Regions from separate parts of the Homo sapiens genome. Here region 2 is linked to region 1. A link is a loop called in an ENCODE intact Hi-C map of the cell type or tissue named here. Cell type or tissue: heart right ventricle. All regions are shown on one strand. Links, peaks and the distances in the headings refer to the core of each region. The heading gives the core; the rest is flanking DNA. Region 1 has its middle 110 kb from the start of USP46. Region 2 overlaps USP46 (ubiquitin specific peptidase 46).

Region 1 (8,976 bases), core at 4,304-6,803:
AAGTCTAGGAGAAGAGTAAGCCTTATAAATAGCCCTTTTGACCCCTGATCACCCATTTATCTCACATTGTTCCAATTTTGAAACTCCAATAATTCTGCCTATGCTCCTCTTTTCATCCTACAATGTTTTTGTCGATAGGCCATAAATGAGAACTTTGACATTGCAATCTGGGGATGGTACTCTTAAATTTGCTGTGTCTTACACAAGTGGTACACACCCAAATTCAGATAAAAAACTTGGTGCTAAGTCATGAAGTAGATGGATGGGCAGGCACCAGGCACAAGTCACCAAAATGATTTTGCCTTAGCTTATTGGGTTAAATCCCGTGGTTATTCCAAAGTTTTTCATTTAAAGAAATTAAAATGTATTGATTTCCTCCCTTTTTCTACCTTAACTTGGAAAAAAAGTTAATATACTTTGTGGTTTAGTATATCTTAACTTTTCATTCACACCCCTTCCCCACACTTGAATACCTGTCAGGTATAAGGCACTCAAGTTTAGTGTGATTGCAAGATAAAAGGATTCTATGGAGTGAAATAGATACTTTAAAATGTAGCTGTATCTTGAATGGTGTGTACTAAGAAACAGTGGCTATGGTGTCAGTCATGTAGATTAAAAACAACAAAAAAGTGAGAGGGCTCTATTGCATACCAGGCATGCCTTGCACAGCGAATTTAATTCATGCTGGGTGACGGCTACTTCCTGGGATTAGTCTGTGCATGCATGGATGGAGAATTGCTTTTATTCTGCTTGGAACTCTAAGCAGGTAATTTTAATAAATGTAAAAGTCCCGTCCCCTGCCTGTTGACCCACTAAATGTTGACAATCTCCATGATATATTGATAAGTGGACAAACACATATGCAGAACAGTATGTATAGCAAGTTACCATGTATATAAAATGAGAGAAAAAATTTACACATAGCTGTTCCTTCTTTATCAATATTGCTAGGTGCTCAGGATATAGAAGTAAACAAAAGATGAAATCACTACCCTCAGGGAGCTTTTACACTACGGGTATAAAAAAATGGATTTATTTTAGATACTGAGTAGGGTGTGTAATTAGTGAGAACTAAATTGAGGAAATTCATTAAATTGGGCAAATGGGGAAAAGATAGTTTAGATTCAATGAAATGAAAGGTAATGATATAACTTTTATGAGTGTACAGGACTCAAACTAAGTGAATAGAGAAAACAACTCAAGCTCTCTTAACCACCACTAACAACTAGTAACAGGGAGTTGGGGGTGGGATTCAATGGATTTCTCCCAAAATTCCAGGAGGAATTGAACAGCTAATCCTGAGGAGGGTAGGTGTGGACCCCAGTTGTGACATTCATGAGACACAGCTCTCAACTCCCAGCTTTGTGTCTCTACATTTAAATTTTTCAGAGAGAGAAATCATCACACTATGAATCACACCAAGACTAGCCTGAATGCTCAGGAGCTGGGCTCCCCCATTTCCTCATGCGACAGTAAGACCCGCTTCCTTCCAGTAAGGAAGAAAGGATAAGGCAAGATCTGTTGAGTCGCTTCTTTTAACAGCCTGAATCCTTTCATTTCCTGCCCCCTTTTTATTTTACCCAAAGCAGCCCAGAATTGCCCTCCTATTTGCCCATCCTCTTCCTGGTTCCCTGGCAGAGGCCGAGGTGGTTAAGGGCAGTGCTAGAGGTGGGGGCTCAAGGACTTGCAGATCCCCTGGGTCCTTTTGCTTTTTCCTGATACTCACCCTGCTGCCCTACGCCAATGACCGACACCAGTCCCTTCCAACAGTTACTGTCATGCATAACCAACACCACCAAAGAATTGTGCAGTCCTTGGAAAGTGTGCAGTGGCGAATTAGCCTTTCCTGAATTCTGGGAAGATATTTTTATGTAAGAGAAGTCACATAGTTTAGTGATTACCAGCTCAGGTGCTGAAGCCGAATAGCAGTGGGTTCAAACTCCAGCTCTGCCAATGACTCACTGTGTAATACTGGTGGGTTTTGTGACCTGTATATTTTGGTTTCCTCAGGTGTAAATCTGAGACAGTAATAACAATACATATGGGGTTGCACAGCAGACTCACTCAAACTAGACAGCCTGTGGGACTCCACCAACTGCCAACTTGGTAACTGCTATGGTTTGGCTGTGTCCTCACCCAAATCTTATCTTGAATCATAGTTCACACAATTCCCACGTCTTGGGAGGGACCTGGTGGGAGGTAATTGAATCATGGAGGCAGGTCTTTCCTGTGCTGTTCTCGTGACAGTGAATAAGTTTCAAAAGATCTGATGGTTTCATAAAGGAGAGTTTCCCTGCACAAGTTTTCTGTCTTGCTGCCGCCATGTAAGAAGTGCCTTTTGCTTTCTGCCATGATTATGAGGCCTCCCTAGCCACATGGAACTGTGAGTTCGTTAAACCTCTTTTTCATTATAAATTACCCAGTCTCAGGTATGTCTTTATCAGCTGCATGAAAACCGACTAATACAGTGACCTTGGCCAGTCATTTACTTTCTCTGTGTCCCAGGTGCCCTCTTCTGCAAATGGGATAAATTATCCAGGAAGATGCCTTGAAGGGCTGTTGGAAAGACAAATGAGTTAATATGTGTGTTATGGGTTGAATTGTGTCCCCCTCAAAACAAACTGGAGTCCTAACCTCCAAGACCTCAGAAGGTGACCTTATTTGAAAACAGGGTCTTCACAGAAGTAATCAACTTAAAATAAAGTTATTAGTGTGTGCCCTAATCCAGCATGACCAGTGCCCTTTTGAAAAGGAGAGATTTGGATACAGACATACAAAGGGAAAATGCCATGTGAAGGCAAAGGCAGAGACTAGGGTGTTGCATCTACAAGCCAAGGAATACCAAAGATTGCCAGCAAACCCCCAGAAGCTGGGAGAGGGGTGTGGAACAGAGTCTCCTTCATAGCTTCAGAAGAAACCAAAACTGCTGACACCTAGATCTTGGATGCCTGGCCTCCAGAACTGTGGAAAAATACAATTTCTGTTGTTGAAGCCACCCAGTCTGTGGTACTTTGTTATGGCGAACCTAGGACTTTAATACAGTATACAAAGCACTTAGGATAGTTTGGAGGGACTATTACTGTTATTATTATTATTGGACAGAATCTCTCTATGTTGCCCAGGCTGGATTGCAATGGCACAATCTCAGCTCACTGCAACCTCTGCCTCCTGGGTTCAAGCGACTCTCCTGCCTCAGCCTCCTGAGTAGCTGGGACTACATGTGTGAGCCACCATAACTGGTTAATTTATTTTTATTTATTTTATTTTATTTTTATTTATTATTATTATTATTATTTTTTGAGATGGAGTTTTGCTCTTGTTGCCCAGGCTGGAGTGCAGTGGTGTGATCTCAACTCACTGCAACTTCTGCCTCCCAGGTTCAAGCAATTCTTGTGCCTCAACCTCCCGAGTAGCTGGGATTACAGGCGCTTGCCACAAAGCCCAGCTAATTTTGTATTTTTAGTAGAGACAGGGTTTCGCCATGTTGGCCAGGCTGGTCTTGAACTCTTGACCTCAAGTGATCCGCCCACCTCAGGCTCCTAAAGTGCTGGGATTACAGGTGTGAGCCACCACAACCGGCTGTGGAAGGACTATTATGCAGAGCTTTAAATGAGTTACTATAGGCACCCGGCAGTAAGTGATCAATGACTGTCAATCACTATTTTTGGAACAAAGGACTCAGTGGTTCAGGATGACAGTATCCTTATCACAGATACTTCCATAGAAGGAGGAATCCATCAACAAAGGCAAAACTTGGTTTCTTTTTTAGGGTGGTTGCTTATTTCACTTGAACGTATGAGGCAAGGTCAAGGTCTGCCTGCCGCTCTGCTCAGTGTTTAGTGAGAAACCCTCGACTTCAGATTGTGGGGCAGCCAGGAAGACAGCAGGCTGGGGTAGGAGATTAGGGTGCGAACAAACCTTGTCCCTGCAACTCTGTGCCAGGCTACACTACCAGAACTCAGAACGCGGAATTTCAAAGCTGCTGAGGAGAACAGGCTGTGAAACACCCACTACCCCAAAATGACGGGAGCCCTCATTTTTAGGAGCGTGGAGGCATGGATGGGTGCACCCACTCCTTGCTGGTGCCCAGTTGGGCTCAACTTTGTCCTTCCTCTTGATGTTGTGCTTGAAACTGCCATCCTCTCCTGAGCATGCAAAACGACTCAAAATCCTGAGTGCTGTTTTTCTTTTTTGGCTGTTGTTTTCAAGAAAGAGCAATCTAGCTGATGCTCTCTATTTTATCCTCAGTTAACACACTGTGATTACAGCCTGACTCCCCCACCACGTCCTGTAAAAACGAAGGGTGGGTATGTGAAAATTGCCTCTGGTGTTTTTAGCACTAAGGAAAAAACTATTCATTTGTTCTCCACAGGCATGCTGATATCTTATAAAATCCTCCTGGGCCACAGATTGTGAGGTCACTCTAGGCGAGAACAGGACAGCCTCTTCCATCAAACTCCCTTTGGCATTCACTTGACTGGTCCACTTCAGTTCATTGTTTAAGAATAATAATGATGCGATGATCATGCATCCTTCTGCAGCTTATCTGAGGAGAGGAGATGGGGTGAAAAGTATATATTTTTTTTCAAACAGGAAGCTCTTTTTGGTAAAATATATCAGCCCCTTATATTCTGTTGGTATAAGACATTTCCCCAGAATGCCCTGGGTGAGCTCAAATGTCTGTGCAGCTTGTCCTGAGGGCTCCACAAGGTTCTGTACTAACCTGTTTTTCAATTCTGCACCATCCAACACAGTAGCCACTGGCTGCATGTGGCTACTAAGCACTTGAGACATGGCTTGTCCAAATTGAGATATGCTATAACTGTACAATACTCACCAGATCTCAAAGATTTAGTACAGAAAAAGAATGCAAAAGATCTTATTCACAGGTGTCTTTACTGACTACATGGTGAAATAATAGTATATTTGATATGTAGGTTAAATATTATTGAAGTATTACTTAACCTATTTTTAAAATTTCACCTTTTCTCTTTACCTTTTTATAAAATAATTGTTTTCCATTAAAAGTTTAGTCCAGCTTTCCAGAAATTGATACGCAACCTTTCCTTCAGATCTTTTATCTCTCCTTGATAGCTTTTTATGCTCGGTTCCAATGACTTCGCAATCTGGTACCAAATGTTAGAATATGTATTTGAGTCTCTGCCTTGGTCGATCTATTCATCTTTAAAACAGAGGGCTGGATGTGACAGGACTCCAGAGGCTCCTCCTGGCTCTAGCATTTTATGATTCTGTTTTAAAATTTGAGACCTGAAAAGGAGAAAACTCTAGATTAATTTCTGAAAGTCTTGACATTTGAGGGGTGATAAGGTTTTCCGAAGATAAAATCTTTTTAATGGATCCTCTTCCTGCTGAGCTGGAAGCCTGGAATCAGTCCAGCGAGTCGTAGGGCAAGGAGGGGCAATGCTGCCTCCTACTGGGCTAAAGGGGAGCAGCAGGTCTAGAGGGGAAGTGTCCCTGTGCAGCCACTAAGTGCTGGCCAAATCTGAGACAGTGAGGGCAATAACGGCTCCGGCAGCAGATGCAAAGTGTTAGTGTGGGGGACCCCAACAACTCCTTTAGTGGGCTTGCTCGGTCTGCCCCACATCTCTTGCCAAAAGTTCAACATTTGATTCAAATAGGAGCTGACTGTCCCCTTCTGGTCATAGCAATTGCTCTGAGTGTCTGTCATCTGGGCAGGTGAAGCTGCGAGGATGTGAACACAGGATCTGTGCTCTCAGGATTCAGCCTCAAGGAGACAGCAGGCCTGTGAGAAGGTGCCCGACAAGCCAGGAGGAGCAGACTCAGGAGGAGGGGCTGGGTGTGTTGGAACAGGCCTGTGGTCCAAGCTGCTCTTGGGGGAGGCTGAGGTGGGAGGATCGCTTGAGTCTAGGACTTGGAGGTTGTAGTGAGCTGTGATTGCACCATTGCACTCCAGCCTGGAGACCCTGTCTCAAAGACAGAGAGGGAGAGAGAGAGAGAGAGAGGGAAAGAGAGAGAGAGAGAGAGAGAAGACAGACAGACAGGAGAGAGAGGGGAGTGTTAGCTTAGGCTAGTCCAAATTGAGTTTTTTCCCCGTTTGACCAAGAGTCCTGACCAGTACACTCTATAAAGCATTCGTTGTTGTTGTTGTTGTTTTAAGATGGGGTTCTTCTAGAGTCGCCCAAGCTGGAGTGCAGTGGTGCGATCATAGCTCACAGTAGTCTCAACCTTTGAGGCTCAAGTGATCATCTGCCTCAGCCTCCTGAGTAGCTGAGAGTACAGGCATGCACCACCACACATGGCTAATTTTTGTATTTTTTTGTTGAAATGGGGTCCCACTATGTTGCCTAGGCTGATCTTGAACTCCTGGGCTCAAGCAAACCTCCTGCCTCAGCCTTGAACAGTACTGGGATTACAAGGATGAGCCACCACTCCAGGCCTATAACACATTCTTTTTTTTTTTTTTTTCTCAGGAATTAACATATTTTATTACTGTTGGCTGTGAATTCAACCTTAAATTTTTGTCCAGATTAGAAAAAATATATACATGAATACATTTATTCACTTCCTCTTTTTTTTTTTTTTTTAATTTTTTTTTTTTTTTATTATACTCTAAGTTTTAGGGTACATGTGCACATTGTGCAGGTTAGTTACATATGTATACGTGTGCCATGCTGGTGCGCTGCACCCACTAACGTGTCATCTAGCATTAGGTATATCTCCCAATGCTATCCCTCCCCCCTCCCCCGACCCCACCACAGTCCCCAGAGTGTGATATTCCCCTTCCTGTGTCCAAGTGATCTCATTGTTCAGTTCCAACCTATGAGTGACAATATGCGGTGTTTGGTTTTTTGTTCTTGCGATAGTTTACTGAGAATGATGGTTTCCAATTTCATCCATGTCCCTACAAAGGACATGAACTCATCATTTTTTATGGCTGCATAGTATTCCATGGTGTATATGTGCCACATTTTCTTAATCCAGTCTATCGTTGGACATTTGGGTTGGTTCCAAGTCTTTGCTATTGTGAATAGTGCCACAATAAACATACGTGTGCATGTGTCTTTATAGCAGCATGATTTATAGTCCTTTGGGTATATACCCAGTAATGGGATGGCTGGGTCAAATGGTATTTCTAGTTCTAGATCCCTGAGGAATCGCCACACTGACTTCCACAATGGTTGAACTAGTTTACAGTCCCACCAACAGTGTAAAAGTGTTCCTATTTCTCCACATCCTCTCCAGCACCTGTTGTTTCCTGACTTTTTAATGATTGCCATTCTAACTGGTGTGAGATGATATCTCATAGTGGTTTTGATTTGCATTTCTCTGATGGCCAGTGATGATGAGCATTTCTTCATGTGTTTTTTGGCTGCATAAATGTCTTCTTTTGAGAAGTGTCTGTTCATGTCCTTCGCCCACTTTTTGATGGGGTTGTTTGTTTTTTTCTTGTAAATTTGTTTGAGTTCATTGTAGATTCTGGATATTAGCCCTTTGTCAGATGAGTAGGTTGCGAAAATTTTCTCCCATGTTGTAGGTTGCCTGTTCACTCTGATGGTAGTTTCTTTTGCTGTGCAGAAGCTCTTTAGTTTAATTAGATCCCATTTGTCAATTTTGGCTTTTGTTGCCATTGCTTTTGGTGTTTTAGACATGAAGTCCTTGCCCACGCCTATGTCCTGGATGGTAATGCCTAGGTTTTCTTCTAGGGTTTTTATGGTTTTAGGTCTAACGTTTAAATCTTTAATCCATCTTGAATTGATTTTTGTATAAGGTGTAAGGAAGGGATCCAGTTTCAGCTTTCTACATATGGCTAGCCAGTTTTCCCAGCACCATTTATTAAATAGGGAATCCTTTCCCCATTGCTTGTTTTTCTCAGGTTTGTCAAAGATCAGATAGTTGTAGATATGTGGCATTATTTCTGAGGGCTCTGTTCTGTTCCATTGATCTATATCTCTGTTTTGGTACCAGTACCATGCTGTTTTGGTTACTGTAGCCTTGTAGTATAGTTTGAAGTCAGGTAGTGTGATGCCTCCAGCTTTGTTCTTTTGGCTTAGGATTGACTTGGCGATGCGGGCTCTTTTTTGGTTCCATATGAACTTTAAAGTAGTTTTTTCCAATTCTGTGAAGAAAGTCATTGGTAGCTTGATGGGGATGGCATTGAATCTGTAAATTACCTTGGGCAGTATGGCCATTTTCACGATATTGATTCTTCCTACCCATGAGCATGGAATGTTCTTCCATTTGTTTGTGTCCTCTTTTATTTCCTTGAGCAGTGGTTTTTAGTTCTCCTTGAAGAGGTCCTTCACGTCCCTTGTAAGTTGGACTCCTAGGTATTTTATTCTCTTTGAAGCAATTGTGAATGGGAGTTCACTCATGATTTGGCTCTCTGTTTGTCTGTTGTTGGTGTATAAGAATGCTTGTGATTTTTGTACATTGATTTTGCATCCTGAGACTTTGCTGAAGTTGCTTATCAGCTTAAGGAGATTTTGGGCTGAGACGATGGGGTTTTCTAGATAAACAATCATGTCGTCTGCAAACAGGGACAATTTGACTTCCTCTTTTCCTAATTGAATACCCTTTATTTCCTTCTCCTGCCTGATTGCCCTGGCCAGAACTTCCAACACTATGTTGAATAGGAGCGGTGAGAGAGGGCATCCCTGTCTTGTGCCAGTTTTCAAAGGGAATGTTTCCAGTTTTTGCCCATTCAGAATGATATTGGCTGTGGGTTTGTCATAGATAGCTCTTATTATTTTGAAATACGTCCCATCAATACCTAATTTATTGAGAGTTTTTAGCATGAAGGGTTGTTGAATTTTGTCAAGGGCTTTTTCTGCATCTATTGAGATAATCATGTGGTTTTTGTCTTTGGCTCTGTTTATATGCTGGATTGCATTTATTGATTTGCGTATATTGAACCAGCCTTGCATCCCAGGGATGAAGCCCACTTGATCATGGTGGATAAGCTTTTTGATGTGCTGCTGGATTCGGTTTGCCAGT
Region 2 (8,976 bases), core at 3,957-6,456, 55 kb before region 1:
TAAGGTGAGAAGAGGATTTCCCAGGGCCAGTGTGGCTGGAGCAGAGAGAAGGAGGCAGGGTGGATAAGTGCACTGGAAACTGCTGGAGGATTTCAGCAGGGGAATCATGTAATGCTTTCTGTTGAAGCTGCACTGATCATTTCATGTTGTCAGTGGTTCATTTGCACACATCTCTGTTAAAGTGTGAGCCGTATGAAGGCAGTTATTCTCTGTGGATCCCCAGAACCTAGCCCAGAGGACTGGCAGGAAACATTTGGGGACTTAATGAATGAAAGAATCTGTGTTTTCTTTTGATGTGTTCTGTGTAAGTGGTAGAATCATTTAACACATTTTAAATAACATTTTCTGTTTAATAAAATCTGGTCATTATGGTACTAGGACACTGAACAAGGAAATGCCCCAGAATTTTTCAAAACTATAGGGTATTAGTCCAGATGTTCTTTTCAGCCTTTGAAGCAGTACCACAGAAATGTTAAGTAGAATCTTGATGGCTGGAAAAGAATGAAAAACCATGACATTTAAAAAATAAAAACCGTAAGTAGCAGAGTAGAACCTCATGATAAGGCAGATACACATATGACAAACACAATGGCTTTTGTTCTCCAAAGGAGGCAGGCAAAAGTTCATCTCCTCCGGCGGGGGAGCAGTGGGGAGCAGGGGTTGGTAGGAGGTGGTCATCTGATTAATTCAGGATTTCTTTAGTTCACTAAGAGGGCAGTTTTGTATGTGGTTTAAATTTCATTATCTTTACTTTCATGCTCTTTGAAAATATGGACTACCAGAGAAATACTATTTTTCATTAACTACACAATAATGTCACCTTGCATGTTATGTGATTTACTTTCTGGATCTAAGTTTTAGTGTTTACGGTGAACTTTTACTCAACAGTATTTTTCTATTACGATTTTAATTTCTAGCTTATAGGTATTCTCCATTAAATCATGAGTTTTTTTTCTGAATCCAGTTGGAAACCCTAATTTATATCTGCCTGTGTCCCATTAAATAAAACTATATTTGAATCTCTCATGGTAAATTCATGATTCGATGAAAAGAGCATGTCTACCACCGTAATGGCACCCAGTCTTAGCTTATTTTTGTTTTTCATCCTGTAGTTTCTCTACCATCCTAGTCTTAAGTAGGATTTTTTTCTGATTACTTCTTCTTCCATTTTTACTTAAAAATTACCCTACAGGTTAATTGAGGGATTTAAAACATAGTATACCAAGTAGATTTGGACATTTTTTAAAGATGGAAATATTTTCCTCTACAGAGACTTCAGCAACACAGAAACACTGTGTAGTGAACAAAAATATTATTGTGAAACATGCTGCAGCAAACAAGAAGCCCAGAAAAGGTAGGTAAAGATTTAGCTCAGGGTTATCTTTGTGTGGTGAGAAGGATCCCGACTGTGGGGCCCAGCAGGGTTGGCTTTGAATCAATCTCAGCTACCTGGGCTTGTAGCCATGGAGCCTTGGGGAAGTCAGTTATCCTCCTCACCAGTGAAACTGGGATAAGAACGCTGACCTTGGAGAGAACAACTTGGAGAGTTGTCTGTCCGATTGTTTACTTATTTGTTTATTCATTCAGTCATTCAGCAAATATTTGTTGAGCCCTGCCATGTGCCAGATATTATGCTAGATAAACAAGTAATGATTAAATATAATCACTATTCTCTTGAGATTAAAGGTAAATTATATAAAGTACTTAGCAGAGTATATAACACATAGTAGACACCCAATATTATTTTTGTTTGTATTGCTTAAACATTAGGACCTCTTATTTAGAGACAGAGGTTTAAAAAATATATATCATTTCATAAGGACTCATGAGGAAATTATTAACACATCAGTTATAAGAATAGGTGATTAGAGGCTGGGCACAGTGGCTCACACCTATAATCCCAGCATTTTGGGAGGCCAAGACAGGCCGATCATTTGAGGTCAGGAGTTTGAGACCAGCCTGGCCAACATGGTGAAACCCCGTCTCTACTAAAAACACAAAAATTAGCTGGGCATGGTGCCAGGTGCCTATGATCCCACCTACTCGGGAGGCTGAGGCAGGAGAATCACTTAAGCCCAGGAGGCAGAGGTTACAGTGAGCTGAGATCGTACTACTGCACTCCAGCCTGGGTGACAGAGTGAGACTCTGTATCAAAAAAAGAAAAAAGAAAAAGAACAGGTGATAAGAAAGTTAGAAAGTTATTGCACCACCTTTCCTGCACACTAGACAGTTACAGTTCTTGGAAAATCTGGAATAACCCCCATTAATCTGCTCCTACAAGCCAGGAAAGTTGCCATTTCAGTCATCCTGCGAAGGCTTCCTGTGAGTTAAATCTATCTTGTCAGTGGTTCTGGAGTATTCAAGGCAGCTGGCAGATGCTCAATACTGCTGTCTAAAACCCTCAGGGGTCTAGACCTGAGGTTGAGATCATTTCTCTGCCCAGCCTTCCCAGGCGTTCACTCCAAACATGTACACTTTTCTTTGCTGCAAAACTTACAGATGGTTAGTCACCTTAGCGGGCAGTCCTCAAGGAGGTAGGTAGATACCTTTTGTTAGTAAAGAAGGTCACTCATGTCTGTCCCCCATCCTTATAACCTCAATCTGCCTAAGGCTGGCCTGGGGTCTTCCTTTGTGGCATTAAGACATTTTTTGTTCAGCCCTGGGGGGTTTATATATTGCAATGTCATGTGTTCCCATAAAACATGGGGTTCCCCATACTTCTTATTTCTCTACTGTTGTTTTACTTGCTTATTTATATGAACAGGGCTTTTCCTTAATAGATTCCTTAAAACTATTCTTCTAAAATTTGTCTTTTTCACATACTATGCATTAAAAATGTACACAAACTAAATGGCATTTACACTTAATTCAGTACATTCATGGAATGGGGGCTGGAAGGTAACTGGAAGACCCTCTATTCTAGCAGTGTACTCTGCATAAACTGTTGCCTTTGCGACTTTTTACTGAGAAATGTTAATGGTCACCTAGTAAAAAAACTTTTCTATGTTTATATAAGTTTGGGAAGTGCAACATCAAACAACAGAACAATTCCTTTACTGCAGGATTTCTCAAAGTCTTCAGTCTGGTAATGTACACATAGGATCTTCAAAGCAGAAAGTAGCATCATCCAAACTTACTTAGCCACAGAAACACCACATCTGTTAACATCTCCAGTGCTCTCCTGAGCCCAGTTTGTGAAATGTAGCCCTAAGCCAACCCCTGCATTTTATAAATAAGGAAACTGAGAGCTAGAGAAGGGAAGTGACTTGCCCAAGATCACAAGGGTCGGAATGAGAGTGAGCCTGGCACGCTTGGTGTCCCGATGCCCAAGAGTGTGTGTCAGAAGCATCCATCCTCCTGCCAGTCCTCAGAACCTGTAAGTCCAGCAGTCGGCATCATCTACCTTGTCCTCTTCCCAGCTTCCTGTTCTCAAAAGCTCTCAACCTTCCTCTCCATCATCTCAGGGGGTAGATTGTCCAAATATCATTTCTCTCTGGAAGGCACAGGGCAGTGATGGAGAACAATTGCACAGCCTATTTTTATTTGTACAAAAATTCTGGAACGTCTCCTTCCAACAAACAGACACACACCATTGTACATTTCTCCTGCTGGGAGCCAGGGATGTAGGATAAGTCAGCTCTATATATGCCAGCATACTTTTATCCTTGCAAACTGTTTGGTTGTTTGCTGGTTTGAAGTTGGATAGAACCTCCTACTATTCTGTTTGTGCAGATGACAGTGTATTCTCTTCCCCTAATAGGTGTTGGGTACAACTGATTTTCTATTTCTTGGTTTCTTAGGATGAGGGTAAAAAAGCTGCCCATGATCTTGGCCCTGCACCTAAAGCGGTTCAAGTACATGGAGCAGCTGCACAGATACACCAAGCTGTCTTACCGTGTGGTCTTCCCTCTGGAACTCCGGCTCTTCAACACCTCCAGTGATGCAGTGAACCTGGACCGCATGTATGACTTGGTTGCGGTGGTCGTTCACTGTGGCAGGTAAGGGCAAGACTGGAAGCAGGTATACAGGGTAAGTGTAAGGGTTGCCTCTTCGCTGAAGTATACCCAGCTGCACCTTTCCTGGGCCGTGGCACTCAATAGTTTTGGGATCTCTGCCAAACTCTTACTGATCATCACAAAAAATATATAAACATGCCTGCAGGCACATAAAATAAAGAGCATTCCAGTAATGATAATCTAAATGTTCTATCATGAGAGAAATTACTTAATAAATCTCCATTGCATGAAAACGATGGTTATGAAGAATTTGAAATAACATGGAGAAATAAATGTCTATGCTATGATTTTAATTTTTAAAAAGCCAAGTTGCATTTACAGTATGATCTCAAAAGTATTTTAAGATGTGTAAATAAAGACTAGAAGCAATGGATCAAATTTAATAATTTTTTGGCACTTTGAGTGATTAAAAATATATTCTTAAAAAATATTCTTTGTTATTTTTGGTCTTTCCCCAACATTCTGTAATAAGTATATAATCAGAAAAAAGATAAGAGAGAGAAGGCCTCTAGATATGGAGAGGCAAAGCATTTTGCCAAAATTCCTTTGAGCAGCTATTTTTTATTCCATAATTTGGTATAAGGGAAGAAAAGTATCTTGAAAATTCACCTGTTTGTTATTCTTTGCTCAGTTGGGACAGGTTTATGTTCTGTCTTGGGAGTAGGCACAGCTTTCCCCCTGCCCTCATAGGTTTTAGATTGGGGCATGTCATAGAGCAAGAGTCTTTCTCCTCCATCTGTTAAGGTCGGATTATGGTGAATACACCATTACCAGGAGACTACCATTGCCACGCAGAGGAATAGGTTGATATATTTTTAATTGTGTACTAGGGTAGATGGCATCAGAAACTGTATAACTTCACATCTGAAGCACCCCATATTTTATCCTGTGTGTATTAACTTTAAGTCACTGGATATTTTCTTGTATTCTCAGTAAAATGATATTTATTGGCTAGTTATATGCCAGTTTTGTGGTGTTCTCCCTAAAGAACACCTGTTATTCTTTTGAAGAACACAGGGTTCCAGTGATCTGGAACCCAGCCTTGAGCACTGGATGAGGCCTCACATTGGTGCAGGGTTGGGGAAGATCTTAGGGCAGGCAGAGCCTGGGACCTGGTGGGCATTGTGGCTAAAGTGGGTGGCAGGGGTGGTGTGGACAGGAGGGCCCCTTGCACAGGGTACACAGGACTTTCAGTGTGGGTCTCTGTGGGTGCCCAATTCAAATCCTTGGGAGGACTGGCAGAGACACAGGTAAGGGAACTGGACGTTCAGCGGGAGGTTGGGTTCTCTAAGGTCAGTTTCTGTAATGTGAGCACAAGGTCAGAAGAGCCCTGGTAGCAGAGCTCAGTTGGTGCCAAGTCATGCATGCCACTAACTAGGATTCTTCAAACTCCTCCCCACAGAAGTAGCATTGTTCTCCTATGTGGAGCAGGGCTGGCCTATGCTTGCGGATTGGGTGGCTTCCAGGTAGCACTGGAAAGCTTTGAGGTTAGGGAGCTGGGCCTGCCTTCCCTTCCATGCCAGGACCTCCTGGCCCACAGTTGCAGCAGGTGCATAGCCTCATGCACTGATTTCTGCTGCAAGTTTTTTTTTAAGCTCATATATTCTGGATTCCATGCCAGGATCTGAAAATAGAGTAACGAAAAGACACACAGCACAGGGACCCTGCCCTCACAAAGCTTATAATCTATCTGGAAAGACTGATAATGAACAAATAAACACACCACCCTGCTACCCCCAAAAACAAACCACTGCAGATAATTTATGATTTTGATCAGTGCTATCAGGAATAAGCAGGGAGATGAGGGAGTGAGTGATGGGAGATACATCTTCAGGTGAGTTGGTCAGCAGAGATTCATCTGGGGAGGTGACATTTGAGCACAGGGCTAAATAGAATGCAGTTGGGGGAGGATTATCTCTGGCAGAGTTTACAGCAATGCAAAGGCCCATAATATGAAGGGGGCAGTGTGTGAGAGGAGCCAGATGGGCTGGAGCTCAGAGGGAAAGGGAGACAGTAGCTGGAGGAGGCTGGAGAAAGGGCAGGAACAGATCATTGCCATCATCTTGTGTTGAAAGAGGGTAAACAGAGGGGGAAGTTTGGCTTTTTCAACTTTAACAGTGCATTAAAAAACAGTTTTAGGTTTAGGATTGAAATCTCCTCACTTGTGCAAATCTAACCTAACTACATAGTAACAGGTGCTTAGTTGTCCTTTCTGCTTTTTTCCATATAGCATAGTATACGGCTTTTTAACACTTGTTACTATGCATATTGGTTTATTAATGTCTTTCTAAAGCATAGATCATACAACTCCTTAAAATTCCCCATTTCTTCCTGGCTTGCTCAAGCAAAGCCTAAAATCTTACCTGCAATTCCTTCTACTGCGCCTGCCCCTCAGCCCCCTCTGGTCTTCCCCGCCTCGCTCACTCTGCTGCTCTGGCCTCCTTTGGCCTCTCTGCTCTTCCTGAACACACCAAGTGCTACTCGCCCACCCCAGGCCTTTGCACTTGCTATTCCCTATTTCTGAAACTTCCATCCCAGAGTCACATGGCTTCTCTCCACGCCCTGACCCCCACCCCTACCCCTCCCCCTGCCATTTCCTTCAGGGAAATTTCCTTCTACTCACATTATCAAAGTGGCCTCCCTTCACTTTCCATCAAATATTACCTCCTCCCATCACTCATATCCCATTACCCTGCTTCATCCTTCTCCATGACACTTCTCACCACTTGACATACATTTATAAGTTTAGTTTGTGTATTGCCAATCTAGCCCCTACCCCAAGTCCTAAGTAAGTGGGGTCTTTGTTTTGTTCACTGCTTCTTCCCCTGACAGCTAGAATAGGGCCTGGCACAGAATACGTAGAGAGTAATTTTTTGTTAATATTTGCTGAATTTGAGTGTCTGTTTTTGCTGCTGGATTATGAGTCCTTAGGAGACATCTCTTCTGCACACTTTTGTATTCCCCTGTGTCCAGCATGGTGTTGTAAACATAGACATGAGCTATATGCCAAGTTCTTTACGCTGATGACATAGTTTTTTTTCCCAGAGAATCACTGCTTATAAAGAGCTAAGTAGAGTTTTATAAAGAGATAAATGTTAACTTGCTAACTGCCTTTTATTTGTTCTTTTCCAGTGGTCCTAATCGTGGGCATTATATCACTATTGTGAAAAGTCACGGCTTCTGGCTTTTGTTTGATGATGACATTGTAGAGGTTGGTTTGCAGATTATTCTCCAGTAGTCATAGAGCATCAGTAGTATTTCGGAGAATGTGTATGTATAGACATTTTCTAAAATAGGCCTGTTTCCCCATAATGTAATTTGAAAACAACTTAAATTTGTATTCAAAACCAAATTCTGCTAATCCCCATGCTCCATGGAAAGGGAGAAGGGGTGTGATCATGGACTCACTGACGCTGTGTTCTCCACGGTTCATCCATAGACATGGGATCTCTCTATCTGTGCCACCGTAAATCAGACTTCAGTCTAAGTCTTGTTTCTTATCATGACTAAAGCCCCCTCTGATACAGGGCAAACAATAGACTTCAAAGTTGTATTAAAATTATTATAACAAATTTTTCTTGTATTGATTATTGTTTAAAATATTTTATTCAGTCTGTTGGATCTGGAAATCTTTATATTATACCAATACATTCTATGTATTGATTTTGTTATAAAAGAATACTAGCTGGAATGAATTCTACACTCAAAGACATGATCTATTTTAACCCACTAAGGTAGCAGTTTTAGTGGAATAACACCAAAAGAGATGAACTCTGGTGGCCGAAAAGACTTAGGGCTATTTCCAGGACCCATCAGTTTACCATCTGGGAGATGTCTTGGCTTGTTCTTCAAAGAGTGCCCACACAGGGTTGCTAATGCATGAAGGCATTGCCTTCTTTCCCAGAGATGTACAATTTATGTGATGATGTCCTTTAGCCAAGTCTGTGGAATTCTCCATTTGCTATTGAAAGTTCCTAATGATGATTTCATAACAAATTGTGTTCCTTGCATTTTAATATATATTCCATTAGTTTTTATTTCCTTTCCCCAGGAATCATGTTAAGTAATTGTGTTGTTTTCTTTCTCCTTTATTGCAGAAAATAGATGCTCAAGCTATTGAAGAATTCTATGGCCTGACGTCAGATATATCAAAAAATTCAGAATCTGGATATATTTTATTCTATCAGTCAAGAGAGTAACTGAAAGACCTGCGGGACTGATTCACGTGGGGAGAATGTTCACAGCACTGTCACCCGGCTTCTCCGCAGGCTTTCCTCTTCCCCAGTGGCCCACTAATGGTATCACTCCGAGTCTCAATGGTCTGGCTGTGTTAGACTCTCTCCTTTTGTGTTTTTACATGCAGCACTACTCTTGGTTTTATTTCAGTCTGACATAGAGTTAACTGCAATCAGATTGTAGTCTGATTTATATGAATAACGGTTGCTAATTTTAGGACTGGGTGAAAGCTATGCCATTCATTATGTCTGGCTGTATTAGAATGACATTTCCTATGAATGTCTACGGTCTGTTTTAGGTGTTTGCTAAACTTCTATGGCTTCCAGGGTCTTCTTACAATGCATTCCTTTAACTTGTCCCTGGAAGCATTGCTACCCATTTTCAGCTTCTCTGCCTCTCTTCTGATACAAGGACAGAAGAATTGGGTAGATATTCACCTTTTAGGGGTGCAAGTATAGCTTTAAGTTTGTGCAAGTGAAAATGTTGAAAAGTGAGTAACCTCGATATTAAAATCATCCTTGACATGAAACAGGGTGAAGAGAAGCTGTCCGTGGCGGCTGGTGTTGGCTGGCATTGGCACTGGGCTGTGCTGACCTAGCCATTACAATTCCAGGGGCTAAGAAGGCTCAGGGCAGACAAAGTCAAGAGGAGGAAGTTTTTGTGGACAATGAAAAGTTATTTTCGTACCTTTCTACCAAAACCAAGTTTCAGGAAAATAACTCTA

What was found. A loop is a pair of places that touch in the nucleus more often than their neighbours do. Peaks named below come from ENCODE experiments on the same cell type or tissue, not always from the same donor. Only the 100,000 strongest peaks of a DNase experiment are listed, where the experiment ranks them.
Region 2: it touches region 1 in a loop (2.1-fold over the local background); 14 of 110 quality-filtered maps call a loop at or near these places.

The regions. Positions count from the first base shown.
Region 1 is chr4:52,542,093-52,551,068 of GRCh38, reverse strand. No RefSeq gene overlaps it. Among named protein-coding and RNA genes, the nearest start is that of USP46, 110 kb to the left of the region's middle. In heart right ventricle, for the core only: a CTCF peak has its summit at 5,430 (motif pointing left); DNase peaks (open chromatin) are centred at 4,361 and 5,438; H3K4me3 peaks cover 488 bases; H3K27ac peaks cover 1,543 bases.
Region 2 is chr4:52,596,879-52,605,854 of GRCh38, reverse strand. USP46 (ubiquitin specific peptidase 46) reads left to right here. Exons shown (of 9, transcript NM_022832.4): 6 at 1,271-1,354; 7 at 3,801-3,998; 8 at 7,149-7,227; 9 at 8,114-8,976. The coding sequence ends at 8,215. Among named protein-coding and RNA genes, the nearest start is that of USP46, 58 kb to the left of the region's middle. In heart right ventricle, for the core only: no CTCF peak of the experiment used is centred there; a DNase peak (open chromatin) is centred at 5,445; H3K27ac peaks cover 1,981 bases.